3 separate regions of the Homo sapiens genome follow, and regions 2 and 3 are each linked to region 1. A link is a contact called in ENCODE Hi-C or POLR2A ChIA-PET data. All regions are on one chromosome and are shown on one strand. Each heading gives the region's core, a stretch centred on a gene start or an enhancer-like site at or near the end of the contact. The rest is flanking DNA. Distances are from core to core; before and after follow the strand shown. Region 1 holds the start of ALDH18A1 (aldehyde dehydrogenase 18 family member A1). Region 2 holds the start of ENTPD1-AS1 (ENTPD1 antisense RNA 1). Region 3 overlaps SORBS1 (sorbin and SH3 domain containing 1).

Region 1 (4,225 bases), core at 986-3,485:
TGGGCCTTTGCAATAGGCTAACCAACATTCCAGCTCTAGGCGTCTTTACTGATTTCTGGCACAAAAATCGGATCATACCATTCCAGCACTTAAAAAGTCATGTTTCTCTGTTTTTAAGGATTATAAAATTCAAAATCTTTAGCATACCACAAAAAACCCTTTGTAAGTTTAGGATACCAGCCAGACCCCTCTCCTGTCATGTCCTACTGCAAGTAGCCTCTTTTCACGGGGTGTCTCACACCTCTGCATATATCATTCCCTTATTCCCTCTTCCTCATATGATCCTGTACTCCTCTCCTCTTTTAGGTAAACTCCTTACTTCTAGTGCTTCAAAGCACAATTTGAATATCAACTCTTTTTAAAGCCATTGTATTAGTCTGTTTTCACACTGTTACAAAGACATACCCAAGACTGGGTAATTTATAAAGAAAAGAGATTTAGATGATTCACAGTTTCACATGGCTGGGGAGGTTTCAGGAAACTTACAATCATGGTGGAAGGGGAAGAGGCAAGTCTTACATGGTGGCAGGCAGGAGAAAGCAAACCAGTGAAGGGGGAAGAGTCCCTTATAAAACCACCAGATCTCATAAGAACTCACTATCACAAGAACAGCATGGGGGAAACAGTCCCATGATCCAATCACCTCCCATCAGGTCCCACCCTCCATAGGTGGGGATTATGGGAATTACAATTCAAGGTGAGATTTGGGTGGGGACACAAAGTCAAACCATTTCAGCCATCCCTGAATGTCTGGCCATCCCATTCTTTAGTATTCATCACATGGTATTGTAATTATTTGCTCATATATCTCTCTCTTCCATAAGGCTGTGAACTCAGCTATGTCTTCTTCCACACCCAGGGAATGCTTGGCTGTCTCAGTCCATTTTGTGCTGCTAAAACACAATAACACAGACTGGATAATTTTTAAATAATAGAAATTTATTTCTCACAGTTCTAGAGGCTAGGAAGTCCAAGATCAAGGTGCCAGCATCTGGTGAGGGCTTTCTTGCTGTATCCTCACGTGGTGGAAGGGCAGAAGAGCAGAAGAGAACACCCACCTCCACAAACCTTTTGATAGCAGCATTAATCTATTCATGAGGGTCACTCTATTCATAAAGGTGGAGCACTCTTGACCCAAATGCCTCCCATTAGGCCCCACCTCCCAATATTCTTGCATTGGGAATTAAGTTTCCAACATATGAATTTTGGGGGACATATTCAGACCATAGCAGTAGCCAGTGTTTAATAAACAAGAAAATGAATAAATAGGCTTAGTAGTGTTATCAGGGACGACAGAAGGGCATGATGCCTTTCTGTGCCCAACCTCCTATCAAGTGCTGCCCTCCCACCACCCAGCACTATGTGCCTATGCAGGAATGTGTCCTTTGAGCAAAATACAGCAAGGAAAGAGGGAGAAAAATCTGTGTTTTCACTTTTTTTCTTTTTCTTTTTAAGAGGTGGGGTCTTGCTGTGTTGTCCAGGCTGGATTTGAACTCCTGGGCTCAGGTGGTTCTCCTGCCTCCACCTACGAGTAGCTGGGACTACAGGCACACACCACAGTGCCAGGTTTTTGTGGTCTCTCTTTAAAGGTGAGTCTGCATTCACCTTTGGAATAGTTCTAGTTGTCATAGATTGAATATCCTATTTTAAAATGCAATATTCTTACAACTGCCTTTGATGAAAGGGAGTTGAGATGGGACCATTGGGGAAACCTCCAGATGACTAGGGGGCAAGTAATTTGATTGCAGTGCCAAAATGCTTCCATTTAAGGAGCCAAAGTTTGCAAATGTGTGTAAACTGATCCAATCTATTCCCAGGATGTGCCTGAAGTAACAAACATATGTAAGTTGATCCAACCTATTTCCGAGGTGTGCCCGGGATATAAATGGTTAACATTGACAAACACACCTTATGAAATCTACCAGCAGCTGAGGGTGCCAGGCACCTCTTCTACCTCCCTGGAAGGCCCAGTGGGGCGGCGTTTCGAAGGTGTCTTCGCCCCTGTCTCCGGCCCCTGTCCCCTCCCGGGACGTGGGCGTTCCCCCTGAACTCGAGTCCCGCCTCTTCCAGGCTGCCGGGGCCTGGTGGGCTGGCCCGCCACGTGGAGCGCTGGCTTGATTCTCGAAAGGGGCCTACGCCATTGCCGCGCCGCAGCTCCAGGACAGGCCCTCGCCCCACGTCAACAGCGTAGGGCCGGCTGCCCAGGTTTACTCTTACGCCACTGACGTAACGTCATCGTGCGGGACGTGGACGGAAGAAAAAAGAGAGTGAGCGAGCGCCGGAATCAGCCCGGCGTGGAGTGCGGACCCGCGGTAGTGCCAGGGGGCGAAGGCGGCGGTGGTGAGGAAGGTACGCGGCGAGCGGCGGGGATGGCTAGGCGCCCGCGTCTCTGCGGAAGCTGTTGCGCGCCCAGGCTCAAGCGCGAGGGGCGTGAGCGCCGGGCCGCTGGAGCGGGGACGCTGCCGGAGCAGGTGCCGGGGCCCGGGGATCTGGCCCATGGGTAGGTGTGGGCCTCGGCCGAGGGATGGCGGCTGCATCGGGCCGCCCAGGGCGCGCTGCAAGACCGTGGCGCGCTCCCATATGCCGGTGCGCGGCCGCCCCGGGATCTACGGATGGCTACGGGCCCTGACCTCCCCGGCCTCCCCTGGGTACACCATGTAAGGAACTGGGCCAAGTGGAGACTTCAGGCATCCGCGGGCCCCTTCTTTCCAAGAGTATGGAGCCTGCACTGGTGGGTGGCGTGGGTGGCGGTGGTGGCAGCGCCGGGATGCCGCGGGTTTTAGCTGGCCGCACGCTGACTCTCAGGGGCCTGGGTCCCTAGTTCCCCGCGGCCCTCCAGGCGTTCATCATCCCCTCCTCAAAGCCAGACTCCCTTTGCAGTATGGCATTCTGTGTATGCTGGGGTCTTCCTGTTACAGCAGGACGCACCCACATACCCCACCTCGTCCTTCCCCCATCATTATCCCCTGCCCTCTGAGGTGGTGAGGCCCATCGGATCTTTGTATTTAAGTGGTGAGCCATATACCGAGCATGTGTTTGTGGGTGAACTGTGCTGGGACTGAGGTTCACTTCTCTGTTCAAATCAGTTAGATAAGGGCATTCTGTTTAGTCTGTAAAGAGATATTGAGAAATGTCTTGAGTCAAAACGTGAAAACTTTCTTCAACTGATGATATGGAGTCTAAACACACACACAGAGTCGAGACACAGTCACACAAATCTAGACACGAGTCTAGATACACACACACACACACACACACACACACTCTCTTTGCTCCTTGGGATCAACTGTGTGCTTCTCGAGGGCGTAATACACTCTGCCTGGTCAGTCAGAGATGGTGGTACAGGGGAGAGGTCAGGAGGCTTGGTTTCTACGTCAGTCTTCAATCTCTTATTTCAGTGACCGTAGGTGTTCAGAGCTTTCAATGACTCTTGGTTAATAGAGAGGTAAACAGTCAGTCAATATATGTGTGTGATTGTATCTAATAGTGAATATTCGTTGAATTCTTTGTTCCCGTGATGGGTCTTGAAGGAAATTAAGGAAAAAATAATTGTAAGGCATCATTAGTGCCTAAAAGACAAAAGGAGGAAAACTGACATTTACTGACCATTTGTTGTACCCAAGCACTTTCCACGCATTCTCTCTTTTAATTCTCACTATAATTTCATGAGGTCCATAGTGTTAGTATCCCTGATTTATAAGTGAGGAAACAGAGGCTTAGAAAAATTGGGTAACTCTTACATATGTAACTAACCTGCACATTGTGCACATGTACCCTAAAACTTAAAGTATAATAATAATAATAATAATAATAATAAAGAAAAATTGGGTAACTCTCCACAAGACACACAGCAAGTGCAGAGCTCGAACCCAAATCTGACCAACTTCAAAGGCCTTGTTCCTCATCGTTTTTGCCATATTGTCAATGGAAAGTTTGTAATCCAGATGGGAAAAGCAGTAGTCATGAGCTATTTAAAAGCTAACCTATAGAATTATATCCAGCTGTGAAGACTAGCCTTGCTGGGGAAGGTTTCTTAGGGAGGTGGAACTGGAATTTGATTGTTTTACCCTTTGGCTCTTCTGTAGTTATTTTGGAGAATTCACATGTAAATAATTGTTTAGCAGCCATTATTGAAGGAATTTATATAAGCAGCAAACTTAGATCACGTGCTAAAATCATACTTCAGTGTTATGAAAAAATTGAAATAACAAAGATCAATTAATAC
Region 2 (4,225 bases), core at 664-3,163, 430 kb before region 1:
TGCAGGCAAAACTTCCAGTTTATAGTTATACTACTAACCACAGGATGAATGAATGACATGGTAAGATAAAAAAACAGGAAAAATGATGGGATTTTACTTTACATTTCTTGTTGTTCAACCCCTCCATTTTTGTTAAAATATATGTCTAATTTGAATGCGCATCAAGATGAATTTTTAGTAAGACTTATCACTGTGGGTGCTGAGTATGTGAGCAGGAACATCATAGATGCTAATTTACCTTTTAGTAGGCAACCAGGCCTGTGCCAGGACTTGGATAAGAAGGCTGTTACATGCTACCCTGGAGTTCCAAAGTAACCCCAATATCACCATCTGTCTTTGTTCCTCCACATTTTCTTCTTCCCGTGATCCCTTCTCATTTTTCCTTTCTATCTTCTTTTACTTGTTTTGTCACTGCTTTAGAAGTCACTAATAAGCAATAGTGGGAAGTAGAGTATGTGAATAAAGAATGAAGCTTTCTTTGGCAGTCTGAAATAAATTGCTTAAAACTGTACCCCAAAGCAGCCAGAATAAAAATAGCTTTTTATATTTGTTCTCCACCATTTCAAGTATCCAAACGCCCCACATGACTTGACCCCTGCAACTTTGTTTTAGGGAAGACTTTTGGTGGTAGCATACTCTCATACGAAAGTGTGTGAAAAACATCAATTTGCTTTTTTACTTTTCCTGTGAGGATTATAGAACCAAAACAAAATATCGAAAATTTTGAGAATACACTGACTCACAAAAATCCAATGCTTTTCTAGTCAAACAGGATTTCTCTACGTGATTTGTATCAAGGACGGTCATTTATCAAAATGTGACAACATGCCTTTGCCGTCATTATAACAGCAGGCAATTAAAAATGTTTTTACCATAGCCAGTTTGCTTATTTTTCTATTTTAAAAGGGTTTTATAGCAGATATGCAAAAGAGAAAGCAGAGAGAAAAAAATAAAATCACTCTCTATTCAAACACTATCACTGTTAATTTTGATGTATTTCTTGTGTTTTTCTAGGCATAATTTGTTTTTACAAAAACATAGCCTTAGTGGCTAGTCCCACTTTATTATGTGAGTACTGGTCAATGCAGAAAGAAGACTAAACAAACTACAGATTGGTTTTCAGTCATATTCTAAAGAAACAGAAGCCAAACAAACACTTGGTCTGGTGGAAAGTCCAAGATTATGGTCCTTGGCCCTCTGTTAAGGCCAGCTAGAGTATCTGGTGATGGTGAGAGGCCTCCAACTGTCTTAGTCCTGGATTTAAAAGGGCCTAAACGGAGCTAAAATGTTCCCCAGAGCCTAGCAATCATTGACAGTTTCCTCAGGTAACCAGCGCTGCAGACGGAGAATGCTGCAAAGGCAAGGTGTCAGAAACCAATTGAAATCCGAGGTTCAGCCAAGGGGACCCAGGCACACACGTGGGCCTTGTGTTCACCATAAAGAGCATACTGGCTACAAGTTGGCCCCTCTCTGGGCAACAGAGTGCCTAACTTAAAGGGGCTTACGAGGATGCCATGCGCCAACAGCTCTGGTTTTACAAAATGGAGTCACCAGGGAGAACGCGGTGTCTGGGTTAGACCACGTTCACCAAGTACCAGCTATACGATCTCGGACAAATTTACTTGCCCTCTCTTAACCTTAGTTTCCCCATATATAAAATGTAAGTGATACATTTCTGACTGCTGGGATTGTAAGGAAGGGATTAAATGGCTTGCCAATGAGGTGTTCAGCACAATGCCTGCCTAACACGTAAAACGTGTTGGGGTTGGTTGGTTGTAAGACCCACAACCTCTCTCCCCACTCTACCCCCGCCCCGCCACCAGCAGCCCAGCTGCAGCCGCTTCCGGGAACCACTTCGCTTCGGTCTCCCACTGCCGAACGCGGATCCCTCCGCGTTGCGTCACTTCCGGGAGACTCTGGCCGCGGCGATTCAATATATCCGGAAGCAACTGTCATGGCTGCTGTCAGTGAGGGCCCGTAATGGAGATCGAGTCAAGGGTTGCCCAGGGACACTTAAGAGCCTTCGGCTTCAAGGAGGCCTCTCAAAGGACAAAGGATGAGACTGCCTGGCGGCAGAGTGCCCCCCACAATCGTAGGAACTGTGTCGCCGCGCTTCCCGTTAACTTGCCGCTAAGTTTTTCTAGAAAAGTCGCCCTTCTTGCCAGGGTGGGACCTCACTTCTGACCTAGCCCTTCTTTGTGTACCAAGTTTTTGTTTCCGTCATTTCCCGCAGCCCGGGAGCTCGGCGGGCGATACTGTGGTAGCCTGGGAGGAAGGGGCGGGCCGGATGCTGGAACCGAGAGAGGTGGGGCTCGTCGAGGAGTCACGGGCGGCCGAGGCTGGAGTCTCCTAAATGCAACCTTGAGCTGTTCCACCCTTTGGTGCTTGGTCTGTTAGCTCGAGGTGCTCCTCACCGTGGAGGCGTTTAGAGCTGGTCATAAGGCTCTTACCTGCTGACCCAACCACCCTCAACCACAGCTTGCCCTGCTCCAGATAGACTTTGATCCTAGAAAATATCTAAGATGGGTGTAGTGCAGTATGTTATTGTTTTAAGTCTCAAACATAAGCAAACTATTATTAAAAGTTTTAGAATTAATAGGCAGAGTTCACATATTGGGTCGTGTTATTGTTTTAAGGTTTAAATTTAGATAACATGTTAGTACTTGTTGAGATTTTAACAAAAGCATTAAAAAAATGAGAAAATAGATTAATCTTTAGAATATTTTAAGTTTGCTACTGCGCAGTGGTAACATGAAGACACCTCATAATAAGTCTTTGATTACCAGAAGCTTCTGAAAGTAAAATTATGGGTATATTAATGTGAGTTTTCCTCTCTGCAGGGTGTCCTATAGACTTTGTCATGGAGTGAAACAGAAACAAATGTGAGTTAATCATTAACATTTCCTAGTGGTTAAAATTACTTTTTAAGCGCTTAACTGTGTATTTTTTAGATTGAAGATTTCAAATGAAATTTTGATTTGACTGAAATATTTAATATGTGATGAGTTGATATTAAAATACAGAAGATTACTATTTTTATAGAAACAATAATGTAGAAACTAATATTTGAAGCAGGTTTACTCCACATACTGTGTTATAATTTAAATTTTCACTTAAACTCTCAAAATCAGAAGAGCTGACCTAGTAAGGCTTAAACCTCTAAAACTTGTGGTTTTAACAAGGCTTAATATACGTAGTTATAATAGTTTTTAAAAAAATTGTTATCAAGTTCCTCAGGTGATTCTGATATAGTATTTTAAAGAAAGCAAAGAGAAATGATCTGTTTATACATTTTAAATATTTTGTTCCTTATTTATGTATTGAGACTGTGCTTATAAATGCATTCACACGCATTGAAGTACATAATTTGATCGTCATGCCAGCCTGGAATCTTGCTTTTTGTATGGTTTCTTGCAGGTAGGTCTATTGGGTTCTTGGCATAGTACCTGGACAAAACATTGTTAAGGTGGAAATTTTCATTGTATTTATCACTTCAAACACTTGACCAGTTTATTTAGTTTTCAAGCGCTTTAGACAACTATATGTGGGCTTGACTTAGTGTATAATAAATGTAAAGTTTGATCTCAAGTAGTTGACATTTATGGAGTATTTACCATATGCCAATCTTTGTGATAATTGCTAGACATATTTTATTTAATGCTTACAGCAGTACTGTGAGTTAGGTTTGTTAAATCCCTGTTTTAATAGATGGAGAAACTGAGGCAAGGACGGATTAAGTTACAAATCCGTCTTTGTAACTTAGAGCCATCTTCTTACCTACTTGTTTTGTATGACACCCTTTTCCTCCATATAACTGAACACTGGTAGAAGAGTGAATGACTGTAGAAAACAGACCTGGACTCTATTCTACCTGTCCAGCTTTGTAAACTAGGGCAAGTTGTGTGACCACTCTGAATTTCATTTTCCTCACCTATAATAAATGAAAACTTTGAACTATTATGTTTTATTGAATCTTGAATCATCAGAAATCCTTAAGGCTGGGTGTGGTGCTTCACGCCTGTAATCCCACCACTTTGGGAGGCCCAGATGGGAGGATTGCTTGAGGCCAGGAGTTTGAGACCAGCCTGGTCAGTCAGCATAGCGATATCCCATCTCTACCACAAAAAAAAAAAAAAAAATTCCTTAAAATGGTGCCTTTACCATCAAACCTGGGATTTTCTTCCAAGCCCCTAGTGCTCATTCTGAGTTTTGAAGTTTTGATGCA
Region 3 (4,225 bases), core at 524-3,023, 260 kb after region 1:
ATGGATGACACATGAAGGCAAAGAGAAAGTGTTCTGGTCAGTGTTCCCACCTAAGTGCAATCTCTCTGATGAGCTGCGGATGCCAGCTAACATCACTGTTAATTAACTCCTGCTGGGTTCAAAGTGAACCTGGGTGTGCCCCTGTTCAAACTGTTTCTAAATATCGAAGTGCTCTAAATATTGAGGCGTTTAGCATTTCCAATGAAGAGTAAATCCGCTGTGGTTGGGTGGATGAGCGTGGTCACAGTGGTGAAACTAAATGCTTGGATTTCTGTGATCAGATGGGGTCATCTCCACTCATCACTTCCTGAAGTCACTGCCCATTTCGTCTTGCAATCTGTGACTCTCACCTTTAGACCCAGCTTTGGAAGCCTAACTGCAGAGACATTAATGCATGTAAATGTGCAAAATATGTAATTTTGCCCCACAGGCAGCTTTGGTGTTCTCATGTTATAGTTCTTAATCTAAATTGTAGGTGCTAAACAAAACTACCTGCCTTAATGGTAGGCAGAGGTATTTGAAAAATTAATGATCTACTTGTTTGCTGAATGTCCACAATACAAGCTTTGATTTAAAAAAATCATGTTAGGATAGCATGTTTATTACATACTATTTATTATCATACTTAATATTTCTTGCCTATCAAAAGTAAAAACCTGATGCTTTATGTTAAATGTTTCTTGCCCATTGGAGCCTGTTCATGGCAATTCTTTGTCCAAGAAGAGTAATGGTATTGTCTCTTTCTATGTGTCTCGGTAATTCAGGCAAAAGGACTGGATTTTTAAAAGCAGTTTGAATTTCTTTCATATCACTAGTGAAGCTTAGTATGTTCCAGAATTCAAGGAGCCTAAATTGTATGTGGATTCCTACTCGTTTATTCTCTCCATTTGTATCTTCCTCTATTCTCTCTCCCAAACCTGCTCCTCTGCCTAGACACTCCTGAAGAAAACCCTTATTTCCCTACGTACAAATTCCCTGAACTTCCTGAAATCCAGCAAACTTCCGAAGGTACCATAAACTTAGACAGCATATCTGTTGTCCGAGCTTTAAATTAATTCTTATAGTTCCATTGTAGGCATAAGATTTGGGCTTTTAGATTTTATTTTCATAGTCATTTTTGGCTGGTGAAAATTTTATTTCACTCATTTGCATGATGTGCTATGTTAAAATAACTAAATCCTTTCTAATTCATTAATCTATTTTTAAGTGTGATGCCTGTGTGCTTTAATAACACTAAAATAGGTAATCAGTCATTCGAAAGAGTCAATTGGGATTTGTCACTTCCTCTACTTCCTGGTGGATAGTTTCAAAATCCACTGCTTTTCTCTGCTACAGAGGACAATCCTTACACTCCCACCTACCAGTTTCCTGCATCTACTCCTAGTCCTAAATCTGAAGGTAATTAAAGGAAAATTGTGTGCCTCTCCGTACTGGTGCTGCTACTTTCTTTTTTACCTTGGGGTTTTTCCTGGTGGCTAAGGGCTGTTTCCCAGTCATTTGCTTCCCTCTAACCTTGTGTTTTGTGGTGGTGTCTCACTCCTTGCTGACTGTATCACCGGAGTCTATCCAGATGGTATTTTAGTCCTATTCCCCTAGGGTTTACATGATTAACGGGGTAGCCAGTGTTAGCTTAGTTACAATGTTTTGAACATGTGGGGCTCTGGTCAAAGCTGCCTTTACCCAACTACCCAAGGCTTTGTACCTGAGGTGGTCACCTGATGCTGGTGGTTGAGCAGTGACTCAGGGAAGCTGAGTCATTATAGCGGGTGGGCAGGAGGTAGATCTGTAACCGTCAACAGGAAAATTACCCAGTTCTCATGCCTGCAACTAACTCTTTTCATGGGCCCTCAGGGTATCTCTCTTTGGTAGGGAATTCCTAAAGAGGTATCCAGGTATAAGATTCAGTCATAGTGGGAGATGACATTTCTTGAAAATAAGGGTTTTAGCTAAGCTGGAAAACATTTAATGAAAGAGCTGGATAGGAATTTGTACCTGCTGGGGAAGACAGTCACATTTGTGTCTAAGAAATATTATTTCTGGGGAAAAAGTCTAAATGTCAAGGAAGTTTCTAAAATGTGAGTTAGGGGCAACATCTTGAGAATTATCCTAATAGCAGGGATTATCTGATCTTTGGATGAGTAATCCAGATGAGGGTGAATAGATACGGTATGGAGGAGGAAGTTTTGTTAAATACTGTTCTAGGATGAGATGTTGAGTGCTCTGAACTTCATTCATTCAAGTAGTATTGAACACTTGCTGTGTGCCAGGCACTGTCGTTGGAAGTAATGCCATGAATAGGACATGTACCCCATCCTCAGAAGTTCCCATCTGGCAGAGAGTTCAGCAAGGTCACTTCAGCTGACTGAGTCCAGTGTGGGGGCAGTTGTGAGAGCGTGTGTCCAGAACGCCACAGAAAACCTTGCCGGCACACAGTGGGCCCTCAGCAATACCTGGAAAACAGCGATGATGAAGGCTTTGGACTGTGGAGCCAGAGTTCTTTCTTAGGGATGAATGCCAGTGCCACCATCTTGATGCTTCTCTACTCTAATCTGCTCAGCAGACCATCCCTCTCAGCCCTTCTCATCATTGGTAAAGTTGTTCATTCAATCATTCACCAAACTCTTACTGATCAGTCATATATGAGATGACACACTGGGATGTGTTGGATACAGTTAAAATACCATAGGCCATTTTTGGTCTCTCATATGCCCCAGTAATTGGTTTCCAACCATTTCATACCTGGGGCCTATTTTGAATGAAAAGAAAGGTCTACCAAACAAACCCAGACTTACAGAACTAAAAGCTGATAATTTAATTCTGATCAGTGTCTTCCTCAAGGCCAAGAAGAGTCTATTTGGTGTAGAGAGCGCAGTCTTTCTGTCTCATGATACTGATTACCACACAAAAGCATTGGTGAAGAAACAACTGACTGAGTTGAGTTAGGGAGTTTTTTCAGAGTAATTTTGACTAGTTGCAATTTTCGATTTGTGCTTTATTTAGACTTGCAAACCCAGCCAAACTCGTAAGATAAGAGTTTCCTTCAAGGCAACAAGCACAGAGCATGCAGAAGGCACAGTATCCCACGGACACAGGCAAAGGAAGGCCCACTTGAAGAAATCCTGTGGAGAGGAACAGTGGCTCCCATCAGACTGGAAGACTGCCTTAGGCCTGCCACAGGCAGCACCCACAGCTTCCACAGTCAGCTTGGCTGTTGGTCCAAAGACAGGGTTTCATGGCCGCACAGCCAGAGCTCCTGTGTCATCAGCCACCATACCTAGCAACCCCTGCTGACGATCACGTCTGATTTTTGGCATGCATCAAGTCCAGCATATGGGGAACTGGATTTATTTTGCATAGAGGCATAAACAGTAAGGGATGTCATGATAACTTATCACATATAATTTAGAAGCAAACCTTACTATTTTTTTATTTTCAGAGACCGAAAGGAAGAAATAGTCTTAAAGAATAAAAAGGAAAAAATTAGGTTGGATATAAAAAAATTAATAGCAAAGATGATTAGACTTTAACACAAGTTTCTAAAAAGACATCCTCCCTGGAGATCTTTTAAAAATAGGGTAAATTCCATCTCACGCCCCCACTCCTGCCTAGATGACATATCCGGGCATAGATCACTGATGTATTCAATTAGATCAAGGCTTCTTACAAGTGATGGAAACATTTGAGCTAGATCATTTAAAATAATCACAGGGTTTTTGGTTTTGAGGTTTTTTTTTTTTTTTTTTTAAACCATTTCAAGAGAGTCTCTGGATTTCTTGATCCTTGATTTGTGGTTTTCATGTTGTCTGTGAGCTCCAGCAGGGCCTCATCAGCCCTGTCCGTGGTGCTGCTCCAGCTCTGTGCTCCCCGATAGGTGGCCCTGCGCTCTATGCACATCCTTCTTAACATAGGAAAGATGTATGCCTTTCAAAGAAAGGCATTCAAGACAGATCAGCACCAAGTGGAGGCTCTACCCACAGATGTTAATGTGCATTAAGAAACAGCGTTACTGAGAAATCTGAGCCATCATTCCAGAGTCTCTCTCCTGGGGAGAAGTTTGTTTTTACTGCTGGGTTTTTTTGTTTGGTTTTAATTCAGAATTTGGAACTAGAATTATTTGTAATAAACCTATCAAAGCCTAGCCTAAGGGCTGCCATCTCTGTCTAAATTCTAGTTGTTTATACAGTATAAAAAAGACATTTCTAAAGCTCTCAAAGCTGATCCTCCT

The links. A loop is a pair of places that touch in the nucleus more often than their neighbours do. ChIA-PET counts read pairs that join two places held with the same protein, here RNA polymerase II (POLR2A). Pooled maps may share reads with other maps.
Region 2: a loop to region 1 is called in a map of naive thymus-derived CD4-positive, alpha-beta T cell, with 18 times the contacts of the local background. The contact joins the promoter of ENTPD1-AS1 here to the promoter of ALDH18A1 in region 1. A Hi-C loop is called at or near these places in 1 of 168 maps with a recorded cell type or tissue (naive thymus-derived CD4-positive, alpha-beta T cell), 2 of 37 single-sample maps with no recorded cell type and 8 of 50 pooled maps.
Region 3: a loop to region 1 is called in a pooled map, with 3 times the contacts of the local background. The contact joins the enhancer-like site here to the promoter of ALDH18A1 in region 1. A Hi-C loop is called at or near these places in 2 of 50 pooled maps. POLR2A ChIA-PET finds 5 or more read pairs at or near these places in 3 of 52 experiments (H1, activated T-cell and common myeloid progenitor, CD34-positive).

The regions. Positions count from the first base shown.
Region 1 is chr10:95,654,721-95,658,945 of GRCh38, reverse strand. ALDH18A1 (aldehyde dehydrogenase 18 family member A1) reads left to right here and starts at 2,235. Exons shown (of 18, transcript NM_002860.4): 1 at 2,235-2,349. RefSeq lists a silencer at 2,389-2,498.
Region 2 is chr10:96,087,923-96,092,147 of GRCh38, reverse strand. It overlaps ENTPD1-AS1 (ENTPD1 antisense RNA 1), which reads left to right and starts at 1,913. Exons shown (of 6, transcript NR_038444.1): 1 at 1,913-2,166; 2 at 2,841-2,882. RefSeq lists enhancers at 1,764-1,813, 1,824-2,193.
Region 3 is chr10:95,391,784-95,396,008 of GRCh38, reverse strand. It overlaps SORBS1 (sorbin and SH3 domain containing 1), which reads left to right. Exons shown (of 33, transcript NM_001034954.3): 14 at 934-1,008; 15 at 1,336-1,398. Among named protein-coding and RNA genes, the nearest start is that of PDLIM1, 100 kb to the right of the region's middle. Within about 2 kb of position 1,773, at least 7 of the 41 ENCODE cell types and tissues checked have a DNase peak (open chromatin) inside an H3K27ac peak, as active enhancers do.